2 separate regions of the Homo sapiens genome follow, and region 1 is linked to region 2. Evidence: chromatin loops called from intact Hi-C (ENCODE). Cell type or tissue: OCI-LY7. All regions are shown on one strand. Each heading gives the region's core, and the rest is flanking DNA. Links, peaks and the distances in the headings are about the cores only.

What was found. Peaks named below come from ENCODE experiments on the same cell type or tissue, not always from the same donor. Only the 100,000 strongest peaks of a DNase experiment are listed, where the experiment ranks them.
Region 1: it touches region 2 in a loop (3.0-fold over the local background); 5 of 110 quality-filtered maps call a loop at or near these places.

Annotation. Positions count from the first base shown.
Region 1 is chr12:71,630,572-71,646,259 of GRCh38, forward strand. It overlaps ZFC3H1 (zinc finger C3H1-type containing), which reads right to left. Exons shown (of 35, transcript NM_144982.5): 4 at 14,306-14,504; 5 at 13,524-13,747; 6 at 11,865-11,988; 7 at 7,847-7,944; 8 at 6,279-6,488; 9 at 5,919-6,083; 10 at 4,872-5,009; 11 at 4,133-4,254; 12 at 3,584-3,733; 13 at 2,693-2,867; 14 at 2,315-2,446; 15 at 1,401-1,943; 16 at 1,207-1,316; 17 at 252-383; 1 more. LOC124900332 (small nucleolar RNA SNORA17) reads left to right here and starts at 8,784; the gene lies at 8,784-8,912. In OCI-LY7, for the core only: a CTCF peak has its summit at 9,113; a DNase peak (open chromatin) is centred at 9,120.
Region 2 is chr12:71,693,670-71,708,678 of GRCh38, forward strand. TMEM19 (transmembrane protein 19) reads left to right here. Exons shown (of 6, transcript NM_018279.4): 3 at 2,767-2,904; 4 at 3,611-3,865; 5 at 5,231-5,440; 6 at 7,163-11,378. The coding sequence ends at 7,326. LOC107984530 (a long non-coding RNA gene) reads left to right here and starts at 14,796. Exons shown (of 3, transcript XR_001749202.1): 1 at 14,796-14,852. RefSeq lists an enhancer at 862-961 and a silencer at 14,068-14,273. In OCI-LY7, for the core only: no CTCF peak of the experiment used is centred there; DNase peaks (open chromatin) are centred at 182 and 972; H3K4me3 peaks cover 2,338 bases; H3K27ac peaks cover 2,500 bases.

The DNA.
Region 1 (15,688 bases), core at 8,076-10,575, 55 kb before region 2:
TGGGAGAGAATAGGAAGTCTTTAAAAACCTGCTGAAGCAGTAATTTCTTCATTAGTACTTGTCTCTGCACAACCAATCAAAGACAGATTATATGACAGAATGTCCTGGAATAACTGTTTTCGGCTAAGTGTATAGTCTTGTATATGCTGCCTAAGATAAAAAAAAACACAGAAAAGATAATCATGTACATATCAAAGTTAAGCAAACAAGACCATTTTTCAAATTACAAAATGTTCACAAAAACTACTCACCATTGACAATCATCATCATTACATGTTCCTGTTAAATCAAAACGGCAGAAACACTGATCCGGTTCAATCATATTACTGTATGATACTGAGCTCAGGGGAAGTTTTTCCTTGGTTCGATAATATGGACTAAATCTAAGGTGAAGAGAGTGAACAGGTATATTATGCCCAACAAACATTCCTCAGAAAACTAAGAAAACTTTAGTTTTTCTTTCTCAAGTTAAAATTTCCATGCTTACTATTTATGAGCTATTTATCTAATTAAATTAATGCCAAAATTAATTCGAGAAAAGACCTAGAATATCAAGGGATAGAAACAAGTTGCTTTTATACCAAGAACATAAAATAGTTTAAACAGAAAAAAAACCTTGTATTCTAAAAGTAGTTTCTCACCACATAATAAAATACTATATAATACCGGTATTTCTTACACACATTACCAGCCAAGACAAGAAAATCTGGAAAAAGTCTATATTACCTGGAAGGTGCTTTACAATTTTAAGATAAAAACATGCAACCCTTTAACATTCTCACAACTTTTAAAAGTCTAAATGGGGGACCCACAAAGTTAATCATATGAAAATGTCTAAATAAATTTTATGAAGGCTGGCCAATGCACTTCTTAGACTGAATAACAGTAAAATTAAAAATCAAAAATTAAAAAAAACCTCTAAGATTCCAATTATTTTTCCTAAAATTCCTAACAAACAGAAATCCAAAATTCTCCACACTTCTACCAATAGCCAGAAACTGGAATTTGATACGAACTGATAAATCCAAGAGTGTGGTTTGAGCCCAACGGCAGGACACTTAATTTTTATGTTCCTTAAAAGGGTAAGTCTGGTTATCAATAGCAATGATTCAATTGCTTTTTCATTATCATCAAATATTCAAGATAAAATATTAAAAACCAAACAGAAATCCTGAAATTCAAGCTTATTGAATCTTTCTTTTATACCTGTAGGACTTAAAAACTAGAAGAGGACTATGGTAGGGTCTAAAAGGACATGGCTTCACTTCCATTGTTTTACTTTGTGCTGTGACAAAATCCACATCTACAGAAATCTCCTGCAAAAGAAAATAATAATTCTGTAAGGCAAATAAGGCTGGGTGAATTCCAGATTTTAAAGAAAATATGAAATGTTCAGTTACCTGACCATGCAAAACCTTCTCTGTAATGCCTGTGGTGGTTTTTAAAATCAGCTGTTTTAGGCTGTCAGCTTTTGAATACAATTTTTGCAATTCACCAATTTTTAACCCTAGAAAAAGTTCTGGTTTTTCTACAGTATTTTTATTAAGTTTGTTTATGCATTCTTTGTTAGCAGTATCAGTGTGCTTAAGGTTAGGTTTAGTAAAATAATTGGATTCTAAAAAAGATCTTCTTCGCTCTCTGCTTGAACCAGACAAAATTTCATCATCAACATCATTTTCTTCAGTGTCCAGGGTTAATTTATCTTGTGTCAGATCATGAAGTGAGGGTTGAGGTAAAGAAAATTCGGGTTCCTCTTCCACAACTGGAGAGATATTTTGTTGTTCCTTTGCTTTAAGGGCACGGGCTTCTTTTAATTTTTGAATTTTCAGGGCATATTCATATTCTAGCTTTTGTAACCGTCTTTTCTCCATAGCAATTAGTTCTGCTGAATGCTTTCTTGGACTTGATACTGGAGAACTGTCCAGTCTCATCATTTTGTTTGGCTAAGGGAGAAAAATGATACACGTATTTTACATCACTGTGATTTTATAAACAATTTTTGGTAAGATAATTGTGCTATCCCCACCATACAATGCCAACATTATAAAACTAAATCAATATGGAGAATAAAACAGAGTTTAACATAAGTAGCCAAAAGTTTTGCTAGTTAATCTATGACTTATGACAAAAACAAAGTCAAGACAAAATAATAAAGTAGACATCCAAAAATGTGGATGTCATTTAAAAACAAAGCTTTAATCTTAATCTCTTGGAATTTACAGCAAAGAGTTACTTTATATATACATCTTACCCTTAAAACTATCATAAAAACTTTCTGCTTTCCAAAAGTAAAATATTTCTATAAAACCCTCACCCCAAAGCGATCTTGTTCCAGTTTACGTTTTCCTATTTCTTTACTGGCCACTGCCTTTGCCCGAGCAAGCTCTTCTCCATATTTTAGAGTCAAAGCTTTCTTAATTGTAACACGCTGTTGAACTCTGTGAATCTGAAAAATATAGAATAATCCTGAAAATGTAAATGAAAACCTTAAAACAGGAAATTTCTTCTTCTCAAACACCGTGGCTTTTGAGCATTCAACTGAAAATAAAAATATTCCAATATTATTTCTCAACAAGAAACTATAGGTTATGCATATTTTGCTGGCTTTAGTATACAGTGGTTTGTCTTACAGAAAATTTGGCCTATAAAAATGTGTAGTAAACAGGAGACTACAGTATTTTAAAATAATTACTTGTTCCTGAAGCTTCTTCAAAAACATTCTGTTAACATTAAGAATTTTTTCAGTTGCTTGAAGCTGTTCTGTAAGTTTTGTAATCTTTGCTTCAGCATTTCTAACAGATTCTTTCTTCTTAGCTTCTTGTTGCACTAAATTCTTTAAAACAGATTCATCTTTCATCAAGAGAATCCTAAATGAGAAATAACAAAATTCTTGTTAATGTTTCCCTACAAGAGCAGACTGTCAGAATAAAAAAATTTTCAAAGTAATAACACAATTTTTAAAAATGCATCTACGAGACACAGATAAAAATGTAAAGGGATGAATATTTTTATATTCATCACACAGGTATTTAAATTAACATTGCTACACTGATAATAGTAACTATGAGACTGATCTTTTAAAAAAAAAAATTTAAGCCTGAGGTAACGTGAATTACTGTTGAAAACTTGTAGTAAATATTCAACGTTGGGCCAGGCACAGTGGGAATGCATTTCCCTAGTTCAAGCGATTCTCCCGCCTCAGCCTCCCAAGTAGCTGGGATTACAAGGCATGCACCACCATGCCCAGCTAATTTTTTTGTATTTTTAGTAGAGACAGGGTTTCACCGTGTTGGCCAGGCTAGTCTCAAACTCCTGATCTCAAGTGATCCACCCACCTCGGCCTCTCAAATTGCTATGATTATAGGCGTGAGCCACCGCGCCTGGCCGGTATTTTTATTTAAACATTAATTTCATTACTTTATGTAAATGTAGTGTCATTCAACAAAATGACAGACTTCTACATTCTACAAAGTTTAAGTGAGAAAATGTATAATCTTATAGTACGCTTATTAATAACATACACCACAAAAATGTATTTCTCTACCACAGGAACAATTAGATATGTGAAGATAACAAGGCTCACCTATGTTTTTTCAGTTTTGATTCTGCATCTGTAACCTGCTTAGTAACCATTGCTATCCTGCCAATACCATCAATTTCCACATCAGAGTTTGCTGGGGATGATGAACTTGTCTTCAGCTGATCTGATTTAATCAAACGCTGTTTCTCACGGCTAAAATTATCAAAAAGGATATATGCATTACACCCAAGAATAAACTTAAACTATTTTTAAAATGTATTCTATTTCATGCAGTAACAATATTAATCACACCGACTAATAATAAAGATGATGACCAATATGCAAGACCCAAGTCAGCATTCAAAGTTGATAGTGGAGTCCTTCTCTTTGAGTGTTTTCATCTTTTTTCTAAGCTGGTTATGTCCTAGCACATCACTCTATTCAAGTGTATGTATGACCATCCAGCACCATCTTCTGTGTGAGTTATAAAACATTAACTCTGTATCTTGGATAAAACTATCATCACTCATTCCCCAGTGCCAAGAAACTCTATAAGAGAAGTTTTGAAAACATCACATACTTTTAATGTTAATTACATAAAATTACACTTACTTGGCAATCTCTTCCTTTAACAATCTATATTCAATCTTCTTTTCTTCAGGCAAAGCCTCCGGTGTTCGCAGAGGATCATTTTCTTTTTCAGATTTTGGAGGTACTTTCGGTTTTGAAGCTTGCTAAAAAAAAAAAAACATTTGAAGTCAACTAGATCATCAGCTTTCCAAAATTCCATACTAAGATTTATATTTTACATTGCAACCCAGTGTATACTGAATTTATTTAGAAATACCTGAATGTCATCATTTTCTATTCTTTTTTCTAAAACAATGTTGGTTGATAACTACTAAATTGTATACGCCACCAAGTAGTGAAGATCTACAGTCTGAAAATCATTGAATTAAATCACAGCTAAACAACTACTGAAATAGGGAAAAAACGATAAAAGTTGTACTTAGAGAATACATTTTAATAAAAACTGTTTTCTGGTAACACAACACAACTCTAAAACAACAGTCTCCTTACTACACAGAACAATTATCCAACCAATTTTACTATTTTGAAAAAGGAAATACTTAATAGGAAACACAAATAATGGAAACTTTTAATAGTAAAATCAATCTACATTGATACATGCTTCATTATATAAAGTCCTAATAGCACAAATACTTAAAATATTTCCACAAATCAATGTTATTAAAAATCTATAACTTTATGGTTTAATTTTCAGGAAAAAATAAACTTTACTGATCATCAAAAGGTCATCTTTCTTTCCACCTTTAATTATTGCACTTACCTCAGCAGTTCGTCTTGCTTCTTTAATCATGGACTCTAATCCACCAAAAACACTATTTGTTGACTTGGAAGCCTCTCCATCAGATTCACTATCATCTGAATCATTTAGTGTTACAACCACTGATTTATGCTTTGGAAGCTGCAAAGACAATATATTTATTACTCGTGATAACAAAAGGATGTCATTTAACCTTGTTCAATTTCAATCCACAAAAATAATGGGCTCCAAGTAGACAGTCTATGGCTCCTTCTAGGGTTGTATTACATAATCCACTGAGTCGACCAATACTGGTTATATGACTGAGACATAAAATGTTGTATATTCTTTAAGACTTTCTATTCTATAATTACTCTCATTAAAATTTTATTTTCACTAACTTTCTATTATAAAGAACCACAATGCAATTTAAATTAACTCTTTTAAAACCAAAGAAAAATTTTGTTAATTTTACATAATAATTATCAAAATTCTGTACTTTGTGGTTACATATAGAGGGTAAATTGCCAAAACTGGCTTACCTAACAGGAAAGATTTCAACTTGTCTTTGTTCTATTTATTTTACTTTGAAGCCATTACAAAACAAGGTAGAAACAAACTATCATTTCAACCTCCTTAATAAACATCATAAATAATTTCTTCCATCATAGTGTAGTCATTGGTTGGAAAACATACACAAAGTATACAAAGAGATGGGAGAAATAAAAAACATGCAATTTGTTAAAATTTTGACTCCAAAAAGATAGAAAATCTGAATGAGCCCATTTCTATAGAAAAAAAGCTGAAGAAATGTCAGAGGAAAGTACACCACTCTGATGAAAACAATACCTCCCCCAACACACTATCACCAAACTCTTACCAGTTTTCAAGTGAAGGTGTTGCTCTCATTTTATCATTAATAAATTAAAAATAAATTTTAAAAATTTGTATTTATATGTGAATATATGTGTGTATATAAATAAACCAAGGGGTAGAAAACAGGACAGCTAAACTTCATAGAAATTTATCATAACTGTTTGAATAAAAGTAGCATTAAATTTTTGTTTTTACCGAGATCACAGTTCGTGGAAGACGGGGTCCTCTGTGAAACTTTGGATTCTGTATCCTAGGCTGAGACACTGTGTTAATACTGACTATTGATAGATTGCTTCTTGGCACAGGATGTGAATTGTTCAGAACTGGAGGTGAAGGTGGGTCACTATTACTGGATGTTTCCTACATAAGGAAGAGAAAGACATTAAACATTCCTAAATAAAAATAAATTTCTGCCACCTTTAAAAATCTTGAGCATGTTAGAATTATCCCCACTTTGCTGAAAAGCCCAATGATGCCCAAGTAACCAGAAAAAAGTAGGACTACCGTAAAGCTAAGCTCAAGAGCACCACCTAGAGGTTTAGGTACCTAAATTACCTCTGGCTTAAAAGCTCTTTTATTTGCTAGAGATTTAAGTAGTTCTTCTCGAAGCAGCATTTCTTCCTCCTCTTCCTCATCTGCAAAAGGTGGTTTTGGAGGCTGTTCTGGATCTTCAGGTGGGAGAGGTGGTAATGGTGGTAGAGGAGGTAGAGGTTCAAGAGAAACACACAAGCCTTCCACATAAGGCTGGCTCAAAGGTGGCAGAGACTATTTTTTAAAAAAAGAAAGAATTACAACGCAAATTTTATCAACTCAAATGCTTCTCTCTGCAGCAATATTAAACTAGAAAAAAATAAACTTTACATTATTATTTTAGCTGTAAATATAGTAAGCTAAGTATATGTTAACCTCAAAACAAACCAGAAATCAATAGCCAACCACGAAAAAGTGTTATTTTTACAATTTTAAAAAAAATCAACAATATTTGAAACATTTATTAACTTCAAGGAAAATTATAGAAACTTCTCTGTTCCAATTCTTATATCCATTTAGCATTCTAGAAGATATAGATATCAAACTATACAGGGTCCTTCCTTCTAGATGACTACCTGAAAGCAAGTAGAGGTACTGAAACCCAAGACATAATATTTCAGTAAAAAATAAAAATTAGAAACCAAGGGATTCTGTGAATAATAGTCCAGAGTACTTTAATCATTAATTAAGTATCAAGAAGAATCACCACTACTCTCTTAAAATGGCTTCTTAAAGAATATCTATAAAGGAAACTAATTTTACACAAATCCCTAAATTTGGATATGTATTTGCATCAAAGATCTTCCACTATTTCCCTTGGCATTTAGTTCATTTATTCATTCCCAAAAAGAAAACATTACAACGAAGAAAGTGCTGTTTTCTCTCTCACTATCGGCTCTAATATTCCCCTCACCATATATGTTCTAGAAAGACACTAGACGTCTTTCCTGAAACGGAAAAGTTCCCTCTTACACCTACTGAGAGATACTCAATTTGATCTCTAGGTCCTCTCAATCTAAAAATAATGTCAAAACTTTTAATGTGTGATTCCTCTACTTCCTTTTTTTCCTTTTCCTTTTATTGTTTTTATTTTTTTGTTTTATTTTTAGTGGGAGGACTGGAGATGGGGGGGAAAAGAAATTAACTTCATAGAAAATGCTTTTCTTTTGCTGGATTTTCAAGTTAAAAATAACCATTTTTATGAAAAGAGGAGAAAGGAGAGTATTAATTTTTAGAAGCATCCTAATGCATGTAAATTCCAATTCCCTAAAAAAGAGACAGTCCAAAACAGTAGATAACTTCTGTTTTTGAATAAATTTTCTGAGTAGCTACTATCTGAGAGTAAAGTGAAGAAGGAAACATGATAGGTACCGAAAAGTCAACATGAAATTAAAAATTAGCTATGAAAAAAATCTACCAAATGGATAGCTTGCTGGTATAATCAACTGTTTATTCTACGTATTTCATTGCTATTAATTCTTGGTAAGCAATTCTGATTTTTTAAGCCCTCTTCAAACCTAACCATTCGTTTTTAAAAACAAATTAGAAAAGACAAGACAAAATAATTTTCTTAGAAATCAATTCTGACTTACAGAAACCTGAGGTGGTGGAGGCAAAGAAAGAGATGGTGCTGGAGAAAAATACCCCAATGAACATTCAGAGAAAAATGGCGGTTGCACTGGTGAAGGAGCTGTAAAAAAATTTTTTGTTAAGAGTTTAATAACAGAAATACTTCATCAGGAATATATTAAGTTTATGTTATGTTTGAAGAAATACATCTAGGTGGAGTGCAAATTAGATTTTATCAACCTCTGATAAAATCTTTAAACCCCTCATGAGTCCACCTCCAGCCATTTAAAATTGTCATATCATCATAAAGTCAGCCATTCACTTTAAACTAATAATTAGTCCCTCAAAACTCTCACTTTGTTCCACTTTTAACCTAATGATGAGAACAGGGAATAAAGCAGGAAAAGACAGAAACATACTTTAAAAAAACAAACAAAAAAAAACACAAGCATATTTTTTAAGAAATAATGAAACAAAAAATTCCCTTAAATTCTGCCAAAGTGCCCTAGCCAAAGGAAAACAATGATGTGGTGACTTCATTATTCCCTTCTTGTGGAGCAAAAGAAAGTTGAGGACATGGACCATATAAGCTGTGTTGAAAGTAAATAAAACTAGGAATGAGAAGAATTACTTAGTGTATTTAGTCAATAAGGTGCACATTTTTTCACATTTTAATTTTGAAATAATTACAATTGATGCATCTCAGCATTTTTCTTCCTTGGTAGCAGATAAAAATAATTGTGTATTTTATCTTCAATGACTTGTTAGGCTCACTGAAATACAGCAGTTTCAAAGACTACTCTTACTACCCTACCCACTAACTATATAATCAGAGAAAATCTAACATTTCTTCTTTATCCCAGTTGTCTCACAAGTCAATACATTATTATCCACATGCCTTATATGGGGTTGACTTGAGTCCCAAATGAGATAATCTGAATATACACTAATCTTTGGAACATTTTACATAGCGCTGCAGATGTGGCTGCTGTGTCACATTTGTGTTATTAGGTGGCAGAGAGAAGAGAGGCTATGTCTATGCTCAGTGTTCTGCCCCATGAACATTTGAATGTTTAATAGTCAGACACTTGATGGTGCTATTGTTTTATGGACTTGGCATGTTTTCCCTTCCTAGTATCTGGGAGAGAGGGTGGACCTAGTGAGTGCAGTGATCTCCGAGGAAAGCCCTCCAGGCTGCACTATCCTCATCCAGATTTAACCAGCCCTGACTCACTGCCAGGTGCCAGGAGAGGCTTCTGAGGACTTTCTGACCTTTGTGTTGGGTCAGCCACTAGGGGGTCTGAAAGGACAGTGGGAAGGTAGAGGGTGCCCTCAGCAAGAGTAGCCTTCATTCATGAATTTTAGAAACTAGTGGTAGGAAAGATGAAGTCCATTATGTGCTGGTTCATGCTACCCACCATGTCAGGATCATCCAGGAGGACAAAGAACTAGGCAAGTGTTTGCTGGTGTTTGATTCAGTTAATAGTATTAACAGCAGCCACTTTTACTATGCTCTTGATTCTGTGTCAAGCTTTCTTGTTATTTATTTTTGAGACAGAGTCTCACTCAGTGCCCAGGCTAGAGTGCAGTTTTATTGTGCTCTTGATTCTGTGTCAAGCTTTCTTGTTATTTATGTATTTATTTTTGAGACAGAGTGTCGCTCAGTGCCCAGGCTAGAGTGCAGTGGCACCATCTCAGCTCACTACAACCTCCACCTCCCAGGTTCAAGCGATTCTCCTGCCTCAGGCTCCTGAGTAGCTGGGACTGCAGGGGTGAGCCACCACTACTGGCTAATTTTTGTATTTTTAGTAGAGGCGAGGTTTCACCATGTTGGCCAGGCTGGTTTTGAACTGCTGACCTCAGGTGATCCTCCCGCCTCGGCCTCCCAAAAGTTCTGGGATTACAGGTGTGAGTCACCGTGCCCAGCCATTCTTGTTTTTTAACACAGGAAAGAAGCTGACAGAACTTGTGACTGGCTTACAGTGTGAGCACTGGCCAGAAAGACCAGGTGGACTGGCCCCAGCCCAGATCAAGATGCAGAGGCCAAGATGTGGGCCTTGCCCTGTGCCAGAAGGCTGGTTGGAACAGAGGTGCAGATACAGGCTCAACCTGCTCTGGGACCACCAGTGGTGCTCAAGGTATTTGCAGCCTCAGAGCTTGGCTTTCCACAAGTCCACCCACCCCCAAGGCCATGCAACTGCAGTTCCTGCTCTGCTTTCATTACAGGGAACGGGCAGGCTGGCACTGGGATGCCCACTGCCTCTGGCCTCTCTACCTTGGTGGCACTGTGTGCTCCAGCTGGCCAGGGGCAGCTGCCGGGACCACCCCATCATTTTAGTATTCTGATTTTTAAGTTGTTCTGCCACTGTGGTATCCTAGTGAAAAAAAATAAATAACCTTCTGGCAATTTCTGAACTGCCTGAAACCTCAGATCCTAAACTAGTTTTTTACCGTATTTGAATTCTCTTGGTTTTTTTTTTCCCCCGCCCGGCGAAAAACTCTATATGGAAAACATTCTTTTTTAATACAAGATAAAGTGAATTAAAAGATGTTTTTAATGCACATTTCTTCAAATATAATATGTCTGTGTTGGCAAAATTTGAGAAAAAAATTGATCTTGAATGGAAAAAAATACATATATATAAATATCCGCAGTTAACGTGGCAAAAAATTAAAATTTGACAAAGCCGCTTAGAGAGTATGTTCTCTATATGTTTCACAAAATCATTTAAAAAGCATAGATCATAAAGTTATTTTATAGAAATAAAGTATTAATAATATTGTCAATACTTGGGAATTATAATGAATCATCTCCAAGAATCTGAAAATAAGAAAATTAAAGATTGACCAAAGCAAGTTAAATTGTGTTATCAAAACATAATATAAGACTATCAAACACCAGCTTAAAGTAACAACCTGAAAAATGAGCATTTTGGTAAACACTAGCCAAATAATACATATTTTGTTTTGTCTCTAGTCTAGATACACCAAAGTAGGATTCCAGTTTTGATTTGGTCTCACTATGTGACTATAGGGAGAAATACACTGATCATGTGTTCTTCCAAATTCTCCAGTTCCTGGAATGCCAACTGCGTTCTGTTATCTGCCTCAGTCTTAAGTGTTTTAAATTATTTGTGAAGGAATAGGTCTCTCACAGCCAATCACCCCTGAACATCAACAAAATCAAGTCTCTGGCCCTCAAAGATAAGTCAGATTCTAGACTATGCAACCTAAAGGAGAGTTACAGCCCTGACCAGTTCTAACCAGCCTTTCCTGAGATGCCACTAGTACTATCACTTTCTGTCTCAAAATTTCTACAAATTATCGTACTAGAAAGAGACAGGAAGCCAAATAGCAAAAAAGGAATTTTGTTCTTTGACTAAAGCAGAAAGTATCTTGGATATAAAGATCAAGAGTTTGTTTTTTTAAAGAGTAATGTTCTCATCTTTCCCATTCTTCACTTTTTATTTTTTGAGACAGAATCTTGCTCTGTCACTCAGGCGGGAGTGCAGTGGTACGACGTCAGCTCACTGCAACCTCCACCTTCCAGGTTCAAGAAATTCTCATGCCTTAGCCTCCCAAGAAGCTGGGATTAAAGGCACATGCCACCACACCCAGCGAATTTTTGTATTTTTAGTAGAGACAGGGTTTCGCCATGTCAGCCAGGCTGGTCTCCAACTCCCGGCCTCAAGCAATCTGCCCACCTCAGCATCCCAAAGTACTGGGATTACAGGTGTGAGCCACTGCACCCGGCCCAATCTTCACTTTCTAGAGCAAACAGTTAACAGAGTTTAAACAATGTCTTATTTATTTGTTTTTTAATTTAAAGGCTATCTAGAAACACTCGGAAATAAAGGTTAATATTACTTATTTGAGGTTTGCTCTCTAAGTATTTACAACAACAAATAATGTCTATCGCCATACAGTTCATCAGCAAATCTCACTTTCATTACACATTTCTTTAAAGGTTTTGAGTACCATAATGACTATTCTCTATTTAATACATGTAAATACACAAAGGTTTCAAGTTTTGGCTCATACCTGGAGAACTGGTTTCACTATCTGTATCCATAGCAACTTCTTCATAGTTATCATACTGATAAATGCCTCCTCCACTATCAGTAGGTTGCTTATCTAAGGATCGCCTCAGGTCAGGATCTGAAGACTAAGTATACAACACTTTTTTAGTTTCAAAGCATTTTCTGTCTTGGGTTACAAATCACAAAAGAACTGATAGTTATCTTCTATGGAAGAGTATCAAAAATCATGGTGATTCAGTTAGATGTGCCTATCACATCTTTGGGAAATTCAATTCAAATGATAGGTACACTGGTTGACATTTTATAACTGTATAATCAGATAGAAAATGGAATTTCCAAAGTACGAGCTATACAGACGAAATCCCCCATTGTTAGCTGAGCCACTAAATAATTAGCTCTTCCTGTATAAAATGACACCAAACTCTTGTACACTTATGACTTCTGTATGATTAAGAAACTAGAGGAATACAAAAACAAGTTTTATGTCATCACGACTACATACAGAATATTTCCCCAAAAATTCAAAAACATTTTAATTATAAATAAATTAATGATACCTGAAAGCTATAAATTCTGGGTAAATGTGTTTATCTATTGTATGTTGTTTTCTTGTCTACTTCTTACTATGTTTCACTCAGAGACAGTTTATAATAAACTAAAAACTCGCAAAACCTCTCGAGAAGGAGGTAAAGAATAATGTGCAAATAATACCATATTTATCTCTAGAAAAAGATTCTATTGGCCTGGCGCGGTGGCTCATGCGGTCGGGAGTTCAAGACCAGCCTGGCCAACATGGTGAAACCCCGTCTCTACTAAAAATACAAAAAAATTAGCCAGGCATGGTGGTGGGTGCCTGTAATCCCAGCTACTCGGGAGACTGGGGCAGGAGAATTGTTTGAACCTGGGAGGTGGAGGTTGCAGTGAGCCGAAACATGCCATTGCACTCCAGCCTGGGCAACAAGAGTAAGACTCCATCTCAAAAAAAAAAAAAATTTCAAAGTATAAATATTTACAATATTCCTTGCTTAAGCAAACCTAACTCCAATTAACGAATTTACTCTTTAATATCCCTCTACTCTTCATTAATACATTCTCAAGTATACTCTTTTTGGGCTTTTTTCTTCTTTTTGGGTGGAGAGGGTAAAAGAAGGGAGGGAGAGAGAAAAAGACAAGACGACAAGTATATTTATATACATAGTAAATGTTCAACAAATGTTTGACCACTAAATACAAAATAGCCACATGCACTAAGGTTATTACTATATCATGATTTAACATTTATTAAGGTAGTCCATACTAGTCATGACACACTTCTCAATCTACATTACTAAACAATGAAAAACTAATGAAATTCTACCCCTGTACTTAAGACTTAACAGCCATTTTCAGAATAAGTTTTCACCACAATTTAGTAATCCTACTTTCATCTAAACAGAAAATCGTAAAAAACCTAAAAGCAGTCTCTGCTAATAATAATTTTAGCCTTCATTTCTTCTTCCAATACCTACAACTATAAAAGATGCTTTCCCAATTATAACCTACCTTCCTTTTTTCCAAGAGTTATTTATAAAATAAACTTCCTTATTTGACAGAATCTATGAAATATGACTTTAAGGAAACTTAGAGTAACGTTTTGATTTTATATTTTTGCATTTCTTACTTTACTTCTTGATCTCCTCTTGCCACCAACCAATTTCATGAATCGATTGTACTGTTCTTCCTGATTTGAGAGATCTCGAATTTTTCTGATTTCTTCCTCTCTTTTCCTTCTCTCTTCTTCTTCAGCTTGTTTCCGCTGATCCTCTTCTTTCTGTCTTTCCTGCTCTTTTTGTTGTTGTAGTTTCTTCCATGCCTTTGTTTGCTGCTTCCTCAATGCTTGTTTAGCTTTAAATAAAAAACACATAAACATTAGCATCTGTTAGGAGATAAAAGAAAAATAAGAGTCTTAAAAAATATTTTCATTATTGATTAATCAGTGATGATGCTCCTAAGTTGTTTATATAAGATTGTCTTCCATTTTAGGGCCCTGTAATTCCCCAAACTCAAAACTCTGAATTAAAATCTCAAAACTATACTTACACATAAATTCAACTAAAAGAATTTAACAGGCAGTGGCTCACGCCTGTAATCCCAGCACTTTGGGAGGCTGAGGCGAGTGGATCACCTGACGTCAGGAGTTTGAGACCAGTTAGCCCAACACCGCCAAACCCCGTCTCTACTAAAAATACAAAAAATTAGCCAGGCGTGGTGGTGGGCGCCTGTAATCCCAGCTACTTGGGAGGCTGAGGCAGGAGAATCGCCTGAACCTGGGAGGTGGAGGTTGCAGTAAGCAAAGATCATGCCACTGTACTCCAGCCTGGGCGACAAGAGCAAAACTCTGTCTCAAAAAACAAAAGAAAAGAAAACAAAACAAAAACACAAGAATTTAATAAAAATGATCACCTGTAGTGCTAACTTTTTTGGCCGAATGTGTTTTTGTACTTGTTTTAACTTTTTGCTGTACAGTTTTCGTCTTAGTCAACTTTTCTTTGCTTTCTTTCATCACCTGCTGTTCTTTTTGTTGCCATTTTTTACTGGCTGACTGAAGAGCCAAAAGGCGAAGCTGTAATTCAGATAGTTCCTCTTCATCTTCACCAAGTTTCTTTAAAGCAAAAAGAAAGAGCTAAAATTTTTTAATTCTATTATTTAGCTTACACATTTCATCAAGTCAAATCCTTTATGATAAAAATTTGAAGTGTGAAGGCAAATATGACAAGGCAAATACAGATAAAATAAGTAAACTAATTTACTTCCCACAGCCTGAGACTCTAATGTAATTCCTAAAATACGAATAGAAGATGAGTCTGCAGAAGGTATGTGTATATATGTAATGTAGGGTTGGTAAGGCGGTACAACTGATAGAACACGATAATGCAAAAAAGAAAAGAGTTAGTAGCTAACATTTAAAAGGGCTTCCCAAACCGGAAAGAGTAAAAGTCTGATGGCAGCAAATGCAATGAAGAAATCAAGACCCAGGAGAGGTAAGGAAAGAAGAAGGAAGTGGTTCCCTGATCATGTGATTTGCTGGCCTCACCAGTAATAGAGAACAACAGACACACTGAATGTCAAGATTCAAACTTACAAATTTTCTTTTATGTGTATATTTTTTAATTCTTTAAATTACTATTGAAGGGAAAAATCTATAGAGATTTGCTTACAGCTGACTGTTATGTGTTCTAAGGCTACAGATATTTATCTGAATATTTTATATATTTTGAACAGACAAGACTTTTCTTCAGGAAAGCTAAAACAGGACAATAATGTTAAAAGCAGATGTCTGAGAACTTTTTTCCAATTGAAATAACTTTTGCATTTCACTTTCGAAATAGTTTAAAAAATTAATCTGTTCTCTCCATTATAGCAAAAATAGAACTGAAAAATGTCAGGCTCCCTAGAGGTTTTTAATTAGAGTCCATGGACTTTAATAAGGGGTGGGAGGATAGCTTTGGCTTCCCCACCCCTGAAGTTAAACACAAACCCTCTTTTTTCTTTATGTATGTGCATGGAAGGGAAAGGAAGAGTCAAAAAAGATTCCAAAAGATTAAGGCCCACTTATCTAATAACTTTTTCTTATAGGTAAATTGTAATTATATTTTCTCCTAAAATCCAATTAAATTCTTTCTATTGTTAAACATAAAGAAAACAGTGGATACTAACTAATGATTTCACCTGAATATGAACTACTATAAGCCCTAAACTACTGTCATACACTTCAGTACTTCAGTTTAACCAAACCAAGACAGTTACCTTTTCCACTGTTGGTAAGTACATGTAAGCAATAATTTT
Region 2 (15,009 bases), core at 1-2,500:
TGTCTCCACACAAATCTCATCTTGAATTGTAGCTCCCATAATTCCCACATGTCAAGGGAGGGACCTGGTAGGAGGTAATTGAATCATGGGACAGGTCTTTCCCGTGCTGTTCTCGTGATAGTGAATAAGTCTCACGAGAGCTGATGGTTTTGTAAAGGGGAGTTCACCTACACAAGCCCCCTTGCCTGCCGCTATGTAAGATGTGACTTTGCTCCTCATTTGCCTTTGGCCATGATTGTGAGGCCTCCCCAGCCATGTGGAACTGTGAGCCAGTTGAACCTCTTTTCTTTATAAATTACCCAGTTTCAGGTTTGTTTTTATTAGCAGCGTGACAGCAGACTAATACACACAGTTATAAGAAATTTTACTTTGCTACATCATGACTTTAGTGTGTCTAGGATTTAGAAGTAAGAGTTACAGAACTTCCTCAGGATCTGGGTATTTAGAACCATTCATGACAGAAACATATACCTCAGTGTTAAGAGGATTAGGCAGGGGTTCAGTCACAGTCAGTCTCTAAGCTGCACACTGAAGTGGAGGGCTCTGGTCTCTTGGAGAGAGAGCGAGCATTGCCAGAATAAGGAGAGGGTCACATGAGGGGGATTTGTGGCAAAGTGTTTGTGGAAGAGCACAGCAAGAGGGGGTGTTGTCAGGAAAGGCCACTGGTGGTGCTCTGTGTGGTTTCACAAGGGTGGCCTGACCTCTTTTTGGTCACTATACTTTGGGTCTGGTTTCAGTCTTTCTGAAGTAGAAGCCTCACTCTGTCATGTACCCAGAGTTGATTAGAGCCTAGAAAACTGGTTGAGTGTTGCTCATTGTCATAAAGGATTGCTATATGAGCCAGAATGCCACTTCATTAATCAGATAGAAGAACTACCAGGCAGAAGAACACAAACATCACTGTTCAGGCATGCCCTATTCTTGTAGTCAGGCCACTTGAGAAGTCAGATTATAATTAGAAGGCTGCTTTGGTGAGTACAAAGTCTGAGAAACAGTTATGCAAATCCACAAATCAAAGGTTCCCCTCCCTTGGACATGGTTCAAGAAGTCTGCCAACCTCTGGTTCTTTTGGCCTTCACTTTCTACATTTTGGGCTAGCCAAGTAAATTATTATAGAATATGTATGAAGCAATAGGTGAGCTTTGAGTTTATTAAATTACTATGAAATTCCAGTCCTGCCTTTCTCTTTTATGCCTCCTGGAGATTACCCAGGTCACCCTGGTTGGAATTTGGGGTATAACTCTACTCCCATTGTCAGAAATTTGTAGACAGTGTCATTTTACTCCCCCAATGCTATCTGTTAGGTACAGAATTTACCTGTTTTAGGCTCACAAGGCAACCATAGTCCTCAAGTCTTCAAATTATTTGGGAGTGCCCTATTGTCATATATATGAACCCCTTATCAATGATATTTAGAGATCTGCAGGATGGAGAGGTAGAAAAGGTATGAACAGGAGATAGCAGTTACTAATCTAAAATGTAGACATAGGTAGGAGTTGCCAAAAGTTCCAAGCGATCTTTACACTGCATGAAAGAAACCATTCCCTCAAAGCTTGTCTTGTTCATTTCCTCAATCTGAAGCTGTCACCAACATGAACATTAATTGCTTCATGTGGTATTTTAAGGTGGCTGAAGTAAAAAGGATATAGATGCCATTTGTAACATCTCAGTGTAGGTTGTGTAGGGCTCTTCTACCTTGGGTTTGTTTAGAGACGGTGGAACAAATTGTTAACAGTGAATATTCATGAAGAGGAGGAGGGGAGACACTTTGACTTTCAGTTTGTATACTTCCATGTGTTTTGACTTTCCCCTTCAGTAGTTGCATACAACTTTTGTAATGTTTTAAAAATCAGTTGAAAAAACTTAAAGGTTGGATAACAATATTGTAATATTTATCATTATTATTGTTGAGCTTTTGCCACTGGAACTGTTGCTGTTATTAGTATCCATGATATTAGGTAACACTTATTAAGGACCTCTTACATCCTGGATAATATAATAAGCATATTACAAAAATTATCCCTGACTTTTTACAGCAAGCCGGTAAAGTCAGAATTCTGATTATTCTCATTTCACCAATGCAAAATTGAGACTTAAGGAGGTTAGGTAACTTATCCTAATCTTGAAGAGGTAAGTGAAGGAGCCACAGTTTGAACTCTAGACTGTTCAACTCCAGAGCTGAAGCACTTTGTTATTATTAATACTTTATATCAAGTTACCCTGTTTCTGTACTCTCGATTAAAAGGTACCAAAGTTAAATACCAGTAATTGAGTATCTCTGGAAGGGTCAATGAGTAACTATCTCATTGGTTATGATATCTGAACTTTGAGCTAAGCAATGGAAAGGGTTATTATAGAAAAAGAAGGCCAGGTGCTGTGGCTCACTCCTGCAATCCCAGCACTTTAGGAGGCCAATGCTGGGCAGATTGCTTGAGCCCAGGAGTTTGAGACCAGCCTGGGCAATATAGTGAGACCCCATCTCTATTTCTAATTTTTTTAAATTAAGATAATTTTAAAAATATTATCTAAAATATTATCTTACATTCATATGGCATTGCTTGAAAGGAGATTAAAATATGGTAAAAAATGTGTACTCAAAATGGCATTCAGTTTACTGCTTGCTAAGAATTTAATTGGTAAAATGCAAATTGCTAGAAATGTACATTTCAGGTTATAATATAAAAATAATGGAAAAAATCCATTCTTTTTTCACAGCATTGATGTATGAATTGAATATAATTCTGTGTTTATATATGTTTCTTTCAGGGCTAGTCGTTGGATTTATCCTAACCATTGCAAATTTCAGCTTTTTTACCTCTTTGCTGATGTTTTTCTTGTCTTCTTCGAAACTCACTAAATGGAAGGGAGAAGTGAAGAAGCGTCTAGATTCAGAATATAAGGAAGGTAAAATTATGTTTGATATCATTCAAAATAGTAAACTTCATTTAATCCTAACATAAGGTTTTTTTTTGTTTTTGTTTTTGTTTTTTTTTTTGAGACGGAGTCTTGCTCTGTTGCCCAGGCTGGAGTGCACTGGCGCAATCTCGGCTCGCTGTAAGCTCCGCCTCCCGGGTTCACACCATTCTCCTGGCTCAGCTTCCTGAGTAGCTGGGACTACAGGCGCCTGCAACCATGCCTGGCTAATTTTTTTGTATTTTTAGTAGAGACGGGGTTTCACCGTATTAGCCAGGATGGTCGCAATCTCCTGACCTCGTGATCCGCCTGCCTCGGCCTCCCAAAGTGCTGGGATTACAAGCGTGAGCCACTGCGCCCAGCCAACATAAGCTTTTAATCAGAATGTTGTTTAAACTGTCAAAACACATCAATTTTATATGAGAATTCCTTTAGTAGCCAAATTGAGTTTATAATTTATTTCACAACAATGGGAAATGACAGCAGAATTTTAGAAGCACTAGAGTCTATCATGATTTTTCCAGATTTGTTAATAACAGTATAAAATCTGGGCAAATGTACCATAACACTTTTACTGTTTTTAAATTTTTTTGTTGTTTTTCTTTTCTTAAACTTTAAAACATAAACACCTATAACTGCATGGTTTTTCTTCTAAGGAGGAATCATTTGTTTGTCCTTTTCATCTGTTTGTTTCCAGGTGGGCAAAGGAATTGGGTTCAGGTGTTCTGTAATGGAGCTGTACCCACAGAACTGGCCCTGCTGTACATGATAGAAAATGGCCCCGGGGAAATCCCAGTCGATTTTTCCAAGCAGTACTCCGCTTCCTGGATGTGTTTGTCTCTCTTGGCTGCACTGGCCTGCTCTGCTGGAGACACATGGGCTTCAGAAGTTGGCCCAGTTCTGAGTAAAAGTTCTCCAAGACTGATAACAACCTGGGAGAAAGTTCCAGTTGGTGAGTTTTTTCTTCTTTTTGACCCATTGGTAGACACAGTTGGTGAGTCTTGATTTGAGATTCTTTAAAAAAACCAAAAAACCTCTTGATGTAATGTATTTTAGAGCCTTTTAAGAACTTTATTTAGTCTCTTTAAATAATAATTGGAAAATTTCTGTCGACTATTAAATTGGTAATAATAAATAATATTTGCAGGAAATGTTAGCAAGACCTAGATAAGCAATACAGGAACATAGAGATTGATTTGCAAACATATCAGTAGGGAAGGAAAAGAGAGGGAACAATAGAATATTTATTGAGGGCCTGTTAGGATATCAGTGCTTTAAGATATATCTCAATTCTCCATTATCAACATTATCAACAACTACATAGGTTGAGCATCTCAAATCTGAAAATCCAAAATCCAAAATGCTCCAAAATCTCAAACTTTTTGAACACTGACATGATGCTCACAGGAAATGTTCATTGGAACATTTCAGATTTACGATTTTCAGATTCGGGATGTTCAACTGTTAAGTCTATATAATGCAAATATTCCAAACTCTGAAAAAATTTGAAATCCAAAACACTTCTGGTCTCAAGCAATTCAAGTAAAGAGAATACTCAACCTATACTGCTTCTTTTTGTCCTCTGATGCTTCTCTTCCTCTTCGTCCCCTTCTTTTCTTTCTACCCATCCTATCCCCCATCATCACCTTCTCCTCCTTTTTTTTCTCCTCTTCTTCATCATCATTGTAACAGCTAGCATATTTTAGATACCTACTACAGAGCACTATTCTAACTGCTTTACACGGATTGCCACTTAGTACTCCTAATAATCATATAAATTGGTTCTTTTATTATTTATATCTTATAAAGAAACTAAAGCACAAAGAAGTTAGATAAATTAACTACAGTCACATGGCTTAAGAGTAGCAGAATTGGGCCTGGCAAGGTGGCTCATGCCTGTCATCCCAACTACTAGAGAGGCTGAGATGGGAGGATCACTTGAGCCTGGAGTTGGAGGCTGCAGTAGGCTATGATCACACCATTGTACTCTAGCCTGGTTGATAGAGCAAAACCTTGTCTCTGAAAAGAGAGAGAGAGAGAGAGAGAGAGAGAGAGAGAGAGAGAGAGAGAGAGAGAGAAGCAGAACCAAGATTGAAACCAGGCAGTCTGGCTTCATTGAACCATTCTGCTTCATTGCTTAAAATGTCAAGAGTTACCGAGGAGAAAATACTGTTTTCTAAAAAGCTACAGTCTTTAGATTGCATTAAAGAGAATGCTTTCTTTAAATTAGTCTTGATTAGATAGGTACCTTGCTGTCCTTGCCTTTATGTGTTTGCTGATTATTAACCGGATGATTTTCTGCATGTTTCTTCTTCAGGTACCAATGGAGGAGTTACAGTGGTGGGCCTTGTCTCCAGTCTCCTTGGTGGTACCTTTGTGGGCATTGCATACTTCCTCACACAGCTGATTTTTGTGAATGATTTAGACATTTCTGCCCCGCAGTGGCCAATTATTGCATTTGGTGGTTTAGCTGGATTACTAGGATCAATTGTGGACTCATACTTAGGGGCTACAATGCAGTATACTGGTAAGAACATTCCTTCATTCTTGCAACTTATTGGTATGTTAAAGAAATAGGGAAAAGAAAGAAAAAAATGTTAACAATGAAAACAAATCCAAAGACACAGGGTGTTGAGGGACTAGAAATGATAGGGCAAAGTCTCTTTCACAATTTTGGTTTTCTTATTCTTTTGTATTAAATTAATTGAAAGAGAATTAGTCCCGCGCAGCAATGATTAGAAGCCATGTGGGGAAGATACAATAGTGCAGAGAACAGACGTTTTTGTGTGAGCCATTACCTAATCCCAGAAAAGCAAGACGTTTGGGATCAGATCATTTTAATACAATTCCTTCCATTCATTTTCCTATTCCATTTGAGGAGTAATTGTACAAATCTGACTATACACACGACCTACTTTCTTACTGTGGTATCATGCTTGCTATTCTTGCCCCTGAGTTTTTTGCTTCATTAAGATATATGGTCGATGTCTGGGCACGGTGGCTCACATCTATAATCCCAGCACTTTGGGAGGCCAAGGGGGGCAGATCACTGGAGGTCAGGAGTTCGAGACTAGCCTGGCCAACATGGTGAAACCCCATCTCTACTAAAAATACAAAAATTATCTGGTGTAGTGGCGCCTGCCTATAATCCCAGCTACTTGGGAGGCTGAGGCAGGAGAATTGCATGAACCTGGGAGGCGGAGATTGCAGTGAGCCGAGATCATGCCACTGCACTATAGCCTGGGCAACAGAGCAAGACTCCATCTCAAAAAAAAAGAAAAAAGATATATGGTAGAGTGGTAGATATTTTTCTCAAAATTTTCTGTGCTTTGTTTCTAAGGCTCTCCCATCCTATCAGTGTACTCACATATTCTGTTAGGTGTGTATTTGCTCCACACTCTCATCAACCATGTTTCTCCTTTGATTGACATCAGGAAGAGGTTGGAAGGCTAGAGAAGGGTTCTCTCAGTATAGTCCTCCCAGCACTCTTCATGCCTCAGAAAATCTATGTGCCCTTCCTCCCCCTCTCCATCAGTCAGAATATTTGTTCTCCATTTTGTTAGTCTCATTTAGATTTTAAGGACGAAGCAATCTGATCTTAATTCTCACTAAAGGGTCAATAACTCTACACGCACACACAGACAGTAAACATGTTTTTTAAAGAGTGTAGGTTTTATTCTAAATTGGGTTCTAACTGGGGAAGTTTCTGATTGCATTGAGTGGGTTGAAAAGAAATGCATGCAGTAGGGGAGATTTTGTAAATCTTTGTGTGCCTCCTTTGTGCCAGCCCCATGCTCAACCCTGCGTTTACAGTACTGTGGCCACAGACATGATCCCTACTCCCAAGGACGTCATAGATCAGTCTTGGAGGGGAACCACTGGGAAGGCAGGCCCAACCTGCCAGTTTCATGCCCTCTCTGCTTTTCATGTTCTCTCTTCCACTTCTGAAGCAATTCCAGAGGTATTGACAGAAAATTACTGAGAACCCATTTATTCAAAGAGGCCATTTGTAATCAAGGGTCCCATGTCTCTCATCATATAAATGATCCATTAAAGTCATTTAGCAAGTCACTTAGAACCTTTCAAAGATTGTCTCCTTTGGAGGAAAAAGCCTATTTTGTTCTTTTTTTAAAATCAAGTACATGTACCCTAGAACTTAAAGTATAATAAAAAAAAAAAAAAAGAAAGAAAAGAAAAAAAATGAAGTCATTTGGGTTTTCTATCTCACTTGCTTCTTTTTCCATTCCAGGGTTGGATGAAAGCACTGGCATGGTGGTCAACAGCCCAACAAATAAGGCAAGGCACATAGCAGGGAAACCCATTCTTGATAACAACGCAGTGAATCTGTTTTCTTCTGTTCTTATTGCCCTCTTGCTCCCAACTGCTGCTTGGGGTTTTTGGCCCAGGGGGTGAACTTTATTTCATTTCCACAGGTTGAAACTGGTGAGTCCAGCTAAATTTGCAATTCCAACTTTCATCCTAAGAATAATAACTGTAATGGCAAAGCGGAAATGCCAGTTCCTCCTGTATTCCATTGAGATGGGATTTCACATTTTCCTCTCATCAACTCCCCTGTAATAGCTAGCGTCTTTCTAGTGAAAGAGAAGAATTCCTAGAACTTATGCATTTTTTTCCTGCTGAATGGAAGTCTTGAGCAATGAAGCTATATTGTCCCTACATATTACTATATATTGAACTGAAAGTTCTTACATAATCAATGTCAAGTTTTGTCTTATTTTGTTTTGTTTGTTTAAACCAGTGTAGGAAATAAAAGTGATGATATTTAAAATAGTTCTCAGTTGAAGCAGAGAAATGCCACTGTGCTAGTTGCCCAAATGTTGTATCTATTTTAAATAGTTTAAGCTGATGTGTATGGGAGCCTAAACAAGTGTAGTATCCTGAACTTCTCCCATTAATTGCTATTCACAATTGGGAAAAGTGTGGAGATTGGTTCCTAGTGAGTTTTGTGGCCTACTCCACATTTGTTCTTCCTTCCTCAGGGTTAGTGATGAAAAAAAGTAAATATCTTTTTCATATGTCCATTAGAATGTATGAAAAAAATCATTTTAACTAAAAGCAAAAGAATTTTATCTTATATCTAAAAAATATATAACTTACTATATGTTTCAGTTGCTCTCTGAACAAAAATTATCTTCAATTTAATATGTGGAATGTGTTTTCTAGCTTTCTTTGAATTATGTATGGCAACCTGGTTTAGCACTGGCATCCTGAACAGTTAAGAGTCACTGGGAAATTATTGTATTTCTTTATAAATTTACTGTCATATCAATTGCTGGAAAATGCTATGATTTTTCTATTATTACCTTCTAAGTTGTATTCTCTCTTACACTGTAGCCTCAACTAAGGCAATTCTGCTATGTTTGTTCTTCACTATGATTTACTGTGTGCCAAAGGAGTTTTGACAGGGTACAGAGTATTTTACTAAAAGTATTTTTAAATGTTTCTCATGTGATTTCTGTACCTTCTTCCTCCTGCCCCTTTTGCTTTTTTAAAGAAACTGGGGAAGGATTTATGAATACACCACCACCAGAGTGGATAATGCTTAGAATTCTTTATTGGTGGCCCTACTATGGTGATGATCTAGAACTGACTTACTTCAGGACAGAAGAAAAAACAATCACACCCTTAACCTTTAAGCCAGTTAGATCAGGGGGTTGCAACAATTGGGTTAAACTTTGGGTATACATTGGAAGCACCAGGGCATGTTTGCTTTTTTTGTTTATGTGTTTGTTTTTTGAGACAGAGTCTCACACTGTGGCCCAGGCTGGACTCCAGCACAGTGGCATGATCTCAGCTCCGCCTCCTGGGTTCACGTGATTCTCATGCCTCAGCCTCCCAAGTAGCTGGGATCACAGGCGTGCACCATCACGCCCGGCTAATTTTTGTATTTTCAGTAGAGACAGGGTTTCGCCACGTTGGCTAGGCTGGTCTCGAACTCCTGACCTCAAGTGATCTGCCCATCTCAGCCTCCCAAAGATCTATTACAAGATGTGAGCCACTGTGCCCAGCCACCAGGGCATGTTTTTAAAAAAGTACTGATGTCTGGGTTTCACACTGCAAAATTCTGATTTATCTGATCTAAGGTACAGCCTGGATATTGAGACTTTTTAAAGCTCTGACTGTACATTGAATCATCATGTAAGGAGTTTTTAAAACATTGTTGCCAGGGCCCCTTTCTAGACCAAGTTAGTCAGAATGTTGGACAATGAGGCCCATGCATGGGTATTTTTACAAAGCTCTCTGGGAGATTCTAATGCTTAACCAAATTGAGAAGCACTGAATAAGAATATCCTGGGCCGGGCGCACTGGCTCATGCCTGTAATCCCAGCATTTTGGAAGGCCGAGGCGGGTGGATCACTTGAGGTCAGGAGTTCGAGACCAGCCTGGCCAACATGGTGAAACACCGTCTCTACTAAAAATACAAAAAATTAGGTGTGGTGGTGCGTGCCTGTATTCCCAGCCACTCAGGAGGCTGAGGCAGGAGAATCGCTGGAACCTGGGATGTGGAGGTTGCAGTGAGCCAAGATTGCACCACTGTACTCCAGCCTGGGCAACAGAGGGAGACTCCATCTAGACTCCATCTCAAAAAAAAAAAAAAAAAAAAAAAAAAAAAAAAAAAAAAAGAATATTCTAAGCACTAGAACTACATAAGAATGTCCTAAAGCACTGTATCTAAGCACTTGAAAAGAATGGGACTTTTCGGTTTTAGGGAGATAACTATTAGCAACCACACAATATGTTATCTTTATGGATGAATAACTTCTGGTAATGACACAGTGTCTTACAGCTACATCATTTATAAAATCATGTGTCAGTTTTCACACAGCCTGCACATCGTTCTGACATGCCCTTTTTTTCCCTGGAGATTTATCCTCATGACATACAAGGGGACAAAAATATTTATTGGGACTGTCTTTGAATTTAGTAGAATCACTGTATCATTAACAGTTTGGGGAAGTACTGCTTTGCAGTCCTTTATTTGAAAACTTAGGTCTAGCTGTGTTTTGCATCAAAATTTTTGAGCTATTCAAAAACTAATAGGATCTGTGTAAAATATTTCACTCAAAACTACTAAAAAAAAGTCTGGGATGGCAGCTCATTATCAAATATACTCCTATTTTTGTGGTGATTTATGAACATCCCCACTAAGTATAACTAAAGATCATAAAGAGCCTCAGATCAAGTTTGGTCAGGTTTTGTCACCAAGCTTTGTAAATAAACTGGTTTTCATAGCTTTTTGGAGATGAGAATTGAGGATAAGAAATTGTGTCTCTGTCCTTTTTTTTTTTTTTTGTTAAGTCTTACATGTATTTTACTGTAACATCTTTTGAATTGGATATTTAACTAATTCAACATATTTTTCCTCTTTGCAGAATGGGCAGTTCATGTTAAAATCACTTTTCATGGAAAGAGCTCTATGTAACAGCATAATAAAACTGCCTACCTAGCAGCATAAAGGTGTACTGTTTCTTATCATACTGTTCCATGATAGAAGAGAGCAGATATATGTGGCTTGGGGCAGCTCCTGAAGAAGACTTGCAGGAGTAGCATGTTGAAAACTCATTAAATGGAGCCACCAAGAGACCAAAGAATTGATACAGCAGGTCATTCTATTATTAGCTTTTCTCATTACTTGAGTTATCTGTTTCTCACATATATCTTTCCTGTTTCTAGCTGCTGTACACATAGGATGCTGCCTGCAGAAATAGCAGCCCCGCCCCAATTAGATAAAGGACTAGTATAGAGAAAAAGCATGTGAAATGATGTTTTAAACTTTGCCGCATACCTGTGATATGAACAGCTGCTGCCTGTTAGGCACAGTGGGTATACTAGGGCCCAATCATCTGATCTTCCTGAAGTTTTATGTAATGTTCCCAGTGCTATCACAATGAGAATGATCTATACTAGCCACCAGATCTCAGGTGAATTGTGGTGTGCTTTAAAAATGAAAACACAGCCGGACGAGGTGGCTTATGCCTGTAATCCTAACACTTTGGGAGGCCGAGGCGGGCAGATCACGAGGTCAGGAGTTCAAGACCAGCCCGGCCAACACAGTGAAACCCCATCTCTTAGCCGGGCATGGTGGCGCATGCCTGTAGTCCCAGCTATTCAGGAGGCTGAGGCGTGAGAATCACTTGAACCCAGGAGGCAGAGGTTTCAGTAAGCAGAGAGCGTGCCACCGCACTCCAGCCTGGGTGACAGAGCAAGACTCCATCTTGAAAAAAAAAGGAAAACACAATTATGTGGCTTAATTATTTAATCTCCTTTATGGAGTATCTGTTTTTATAACTCCAAGTGGTTCTTGATATTTTAAAAATACTTAAGCATTCAATATGTATTCATTGAATTAAGTTGTTTGACTCTAATCATTGTTTCTTTTAAGAATGACTGGAAGGTGATAATCAGCACCATATTCCTGGAGGAAAATACAAAATGAAAAACCAGTTTGGCTACCTGAATTTCTGAGAACTGGAATGTTTCCAGCATTTTTCAATCATGCAAAACAATATTAATGCTTTTGAAACTAATGAGCCAGGAAATTATTGAAGAAGTGAAGGAGTGGCAGGGCGAGGCTTGAAATTATTTTCTCTGACAAGACTTCACTCTCCATTTATCATAACTGCCCTCTTCAAAAAAAAAATTTTTTTTTGTAGATCTAATCGTGAATCTAGACAAGATTTATTTTTATTTATTTTTTATTTTTTTGAGACAGGGTCTTACCCTATTGCCCAGGCTGGAGTGCGGTGGCACAGTCATAGCTTACTGCAGCTTCAACTTCCTCAGCTCAAGTCATCCTCCCGCCTCAGCCCCCAAGTAGCTGGGACTACAGACTTGCACTACTACACCCGGCTACTTTTTTTTTTTATTTTAATTTTTTGCAGAGATGAATCCAGACTATGTCCTATGTTGTCCATAATGGGTTTGAACTCCTGAGCGCAAGTGATCTTCTCACCTCAGCCTTCCAAAGTGTGAGATTACAGGTGCAAGCCACCACACCCAGCCAAAAATTTATTTTATAAATATGGCAACTCTTTTTTTAAGTTTGGATTTTTAAATTTTTATTAATATTAAATAATACACTGACTATTCCTTTTTAAAAATTACAACATTAGGCCAGATGTGGTAGCTCATGTTTATGATCCCAGCACTTTGGGAAGCCAAGGTGGGAGAATCACCTAAGGCCAGGAGTTTGAGACCAGCCTGGGCAGCACAGCAAGACCCCGTCTCTACAAAAAATAAAAAATTAGCCAAATGTGGTGTGTACACCTGTAGTCCCAGCCACTCAGGAAGCTGAGGTGGGAGGATTGTTTGAGCATGGGAGTTGGAGGCTACAGGGAGCCATAATTGCGCCACTGCACTCCAACCTGGGTGACAGAAACTCTGTCTCAATTTAAAAAGTAATAATAAAAATAAATAAAAATTACAACATTAGACATAAAGCTAAAATTTTTTTATTTTTTTTAGAAGGAATCTCGCTCTGTGGCCAGGCTGGAGTGCAGTGGTACAACCTCGGCTCACTGCAGCTTCCGCCTCCTGGGTTCAAGTGATTCCCCTGCCTCAGCTTCCTGAGTAGCTGGGACTACAGGCGTGCACCACCACGCCCAGTATTCTTTTGCCCCCACTATCTCCTCAGCAACTCTGAGCTCCTCCTATCTTCCCCAAGCTAATTACTGATATAAATTTGGGATATGGGCCAGGCACAGTGGCTTATGCCTATAATCCCAGCACTTTAGGTGGTTGAAGCAGGAGGATTGCATGAGGCCAGTAGTTTGAGACCAGCCTGGTCAACATAGTAAGACCCCCATCACTACAAAAAAATTTAAAATTAACCAGGTGTAGTGGTGTGTGCTTGTAGTCCCAGCTACCCAGGAGGCTAAGGCAAGAGGATTGCTTAAGCCCAGGAGTTCAAGGCAGCAGTGAACTATGATTGTACCCCTGTACTCCAATCTGGGCAGCAGAGTGAGACCCTATCTTTAAAAAATAAAAATAAATAAATTTGCAATATTTTGTACATAATTTGTTTAAGTGTGTTTTAACACATTTTAAACTCAATGAAATTGTTATAATTAGTATTGTCTTTTTGCTGCTTCAAGTCAGGTGCTTACATCCTAGAAAAATCTAGGAAGAAGGCCGGGCACGGTGGCTCATGCCTGTAATCCTAGCACTTTGGAAGTCCGGGGCAGGCAGATCACTTGAGGTCAAGAGTTCGAGACCAGTCTGGCCAACATGGTGAAACCCTTCTCTACTAAAAAATACAAAAATTAGCCGGGTGTAGTGGTACATGCCTGTAGTCCCAGCTACTCAGTTGGCTGGCTGAGGCACGAGAATCACTTGAACCCAGGAGGCAAAGGTTGCAGTGAGTTGAGATTGCACCACTGTACTCCAGTCTGGGCAACAGAGTAAGACTCCATCTCAGAAATAAAATAAAATAAAAATCTAGGAAGAAAGATTAGAAGGATGTACACCAAAATATTCTTGTTATCTGAGATAATTACAGATGTATTTAATGCTATTAAAAATACACATACAAAACTAATTTTAGGTTTTTTCTAAAGTCTGTAATCAAATTTGTTTTTTCTATGAATCAAAAACATGCTCAAAGTAAACAAAATAATCTCTGGGAATCACCCTTCTTTCCCTTCCACCCCCTCCTCATTATTTCAAATCTTATTTCTTCTCTTTATAAACTACTTTATTAACAATGAACTGAAAGAGTAAAATGGAATTTTAGTATAACATAAAAGTAACAGTGGATACTCAAGGGAATTTTTTGATACCTTTAAGACGGGATATTTCCCTTGACCTCTTCACAGGACTTGTGAAGGGGTAGCTCATTTACTCAGCCCAAAGCTCTGAACCCCTCAAGAAGCGGAAGCACACAGGTGAGCAGGTGCAGGAGCCGGGGCGAACAAATGCTGGAACCATCTGGTCACTCCTCTCTGGTAGGATCAAGCTTTGAGCAGGCCTCGCGGCAGAGTCCAAGCATGTTACAATGCTCTTTTAGCTCTGCCTTCCGGGAGGGGGTGTCTGTGACCCCCAGAGCCCCAGAGGGCATGTGTTACAATCAGTGCTCTTTTAGCGTTTGCTGTTCGCAGATGGCTAAGTGTTCACCACCTCAGTGGAGGGTGAGGGTCACAGCCTTTTATACTCTTCCCTCTTGGTACTCAAGTTCTTGTCTGTCATCCAGGAAGAATCAGGTCACAAGAACCAGTTGAAGGGTGGTGTATGCGGATAATTTTATTGAGAGATGGAAGTGGCTCTCAGTGGGAAGGGGAGCTGGAGAGGGATGGAGTGAGCAGATAATCTTCCCCTGGAGTTTGGCCATGCCTGGCCAAACTCTTCTCTGAAGTCCTGCCATCAAGCCATCCCTCTGAAGTCAAGCTGCTTTTCTCCAGCTGCTTCTCTTCTCTCCTCCTCTGCCGCTCCGCTCTGCTCTCCTGCCAGTGGAGCTTGGGGGTTTTATGGGTACAGGGTAGGGGGTGGGACAGGCCAGGGTGGTTTTGGAAAAGGCAACATTTGGGTGGGAAAACAGGGATGTGAAGTTCTCATTTAAGGCCTCTGGTCCAAGCTTGAGGGTGGAGCCCTCACCAGGGACCACACCCTTTTCTACCTAGTATTTCCCTGCTTCCTGTTTGTATCACCTTCACTTTCAGATTCTTGTAGGAATTAATGTAAGTATCACATATCTTCTTGCCCATGTAGCGAATCTGGTATGAGACTGGGGTTTTGGCAAATTTTTCAAATTCTTCTGATCTTGTTTAGCTATTTGCATTTGGAATAATACGTGGCAAACACCTTATTGCATGACAAGATTCTCAACACATTGTCATAGAATTCTAGAATAAAGAACCTTGAGGAACCTTTTTACCTCATTGCCCAGACTTGAAGCTAAAAAATACATATACTATCTCATATGGGTGAGTATAATCTTATCCAACTCTTGAATGCTTCCTTTCCTTTATATACCCATCCATTATGGCTGGAATTCTTTTCTACTCCCTTACTGATCCTTAAAAAACCAGCTCAATAACACTTCCTCTGAGAAGCTTTTCCAGAGTGTAAGAATTTTCTCTT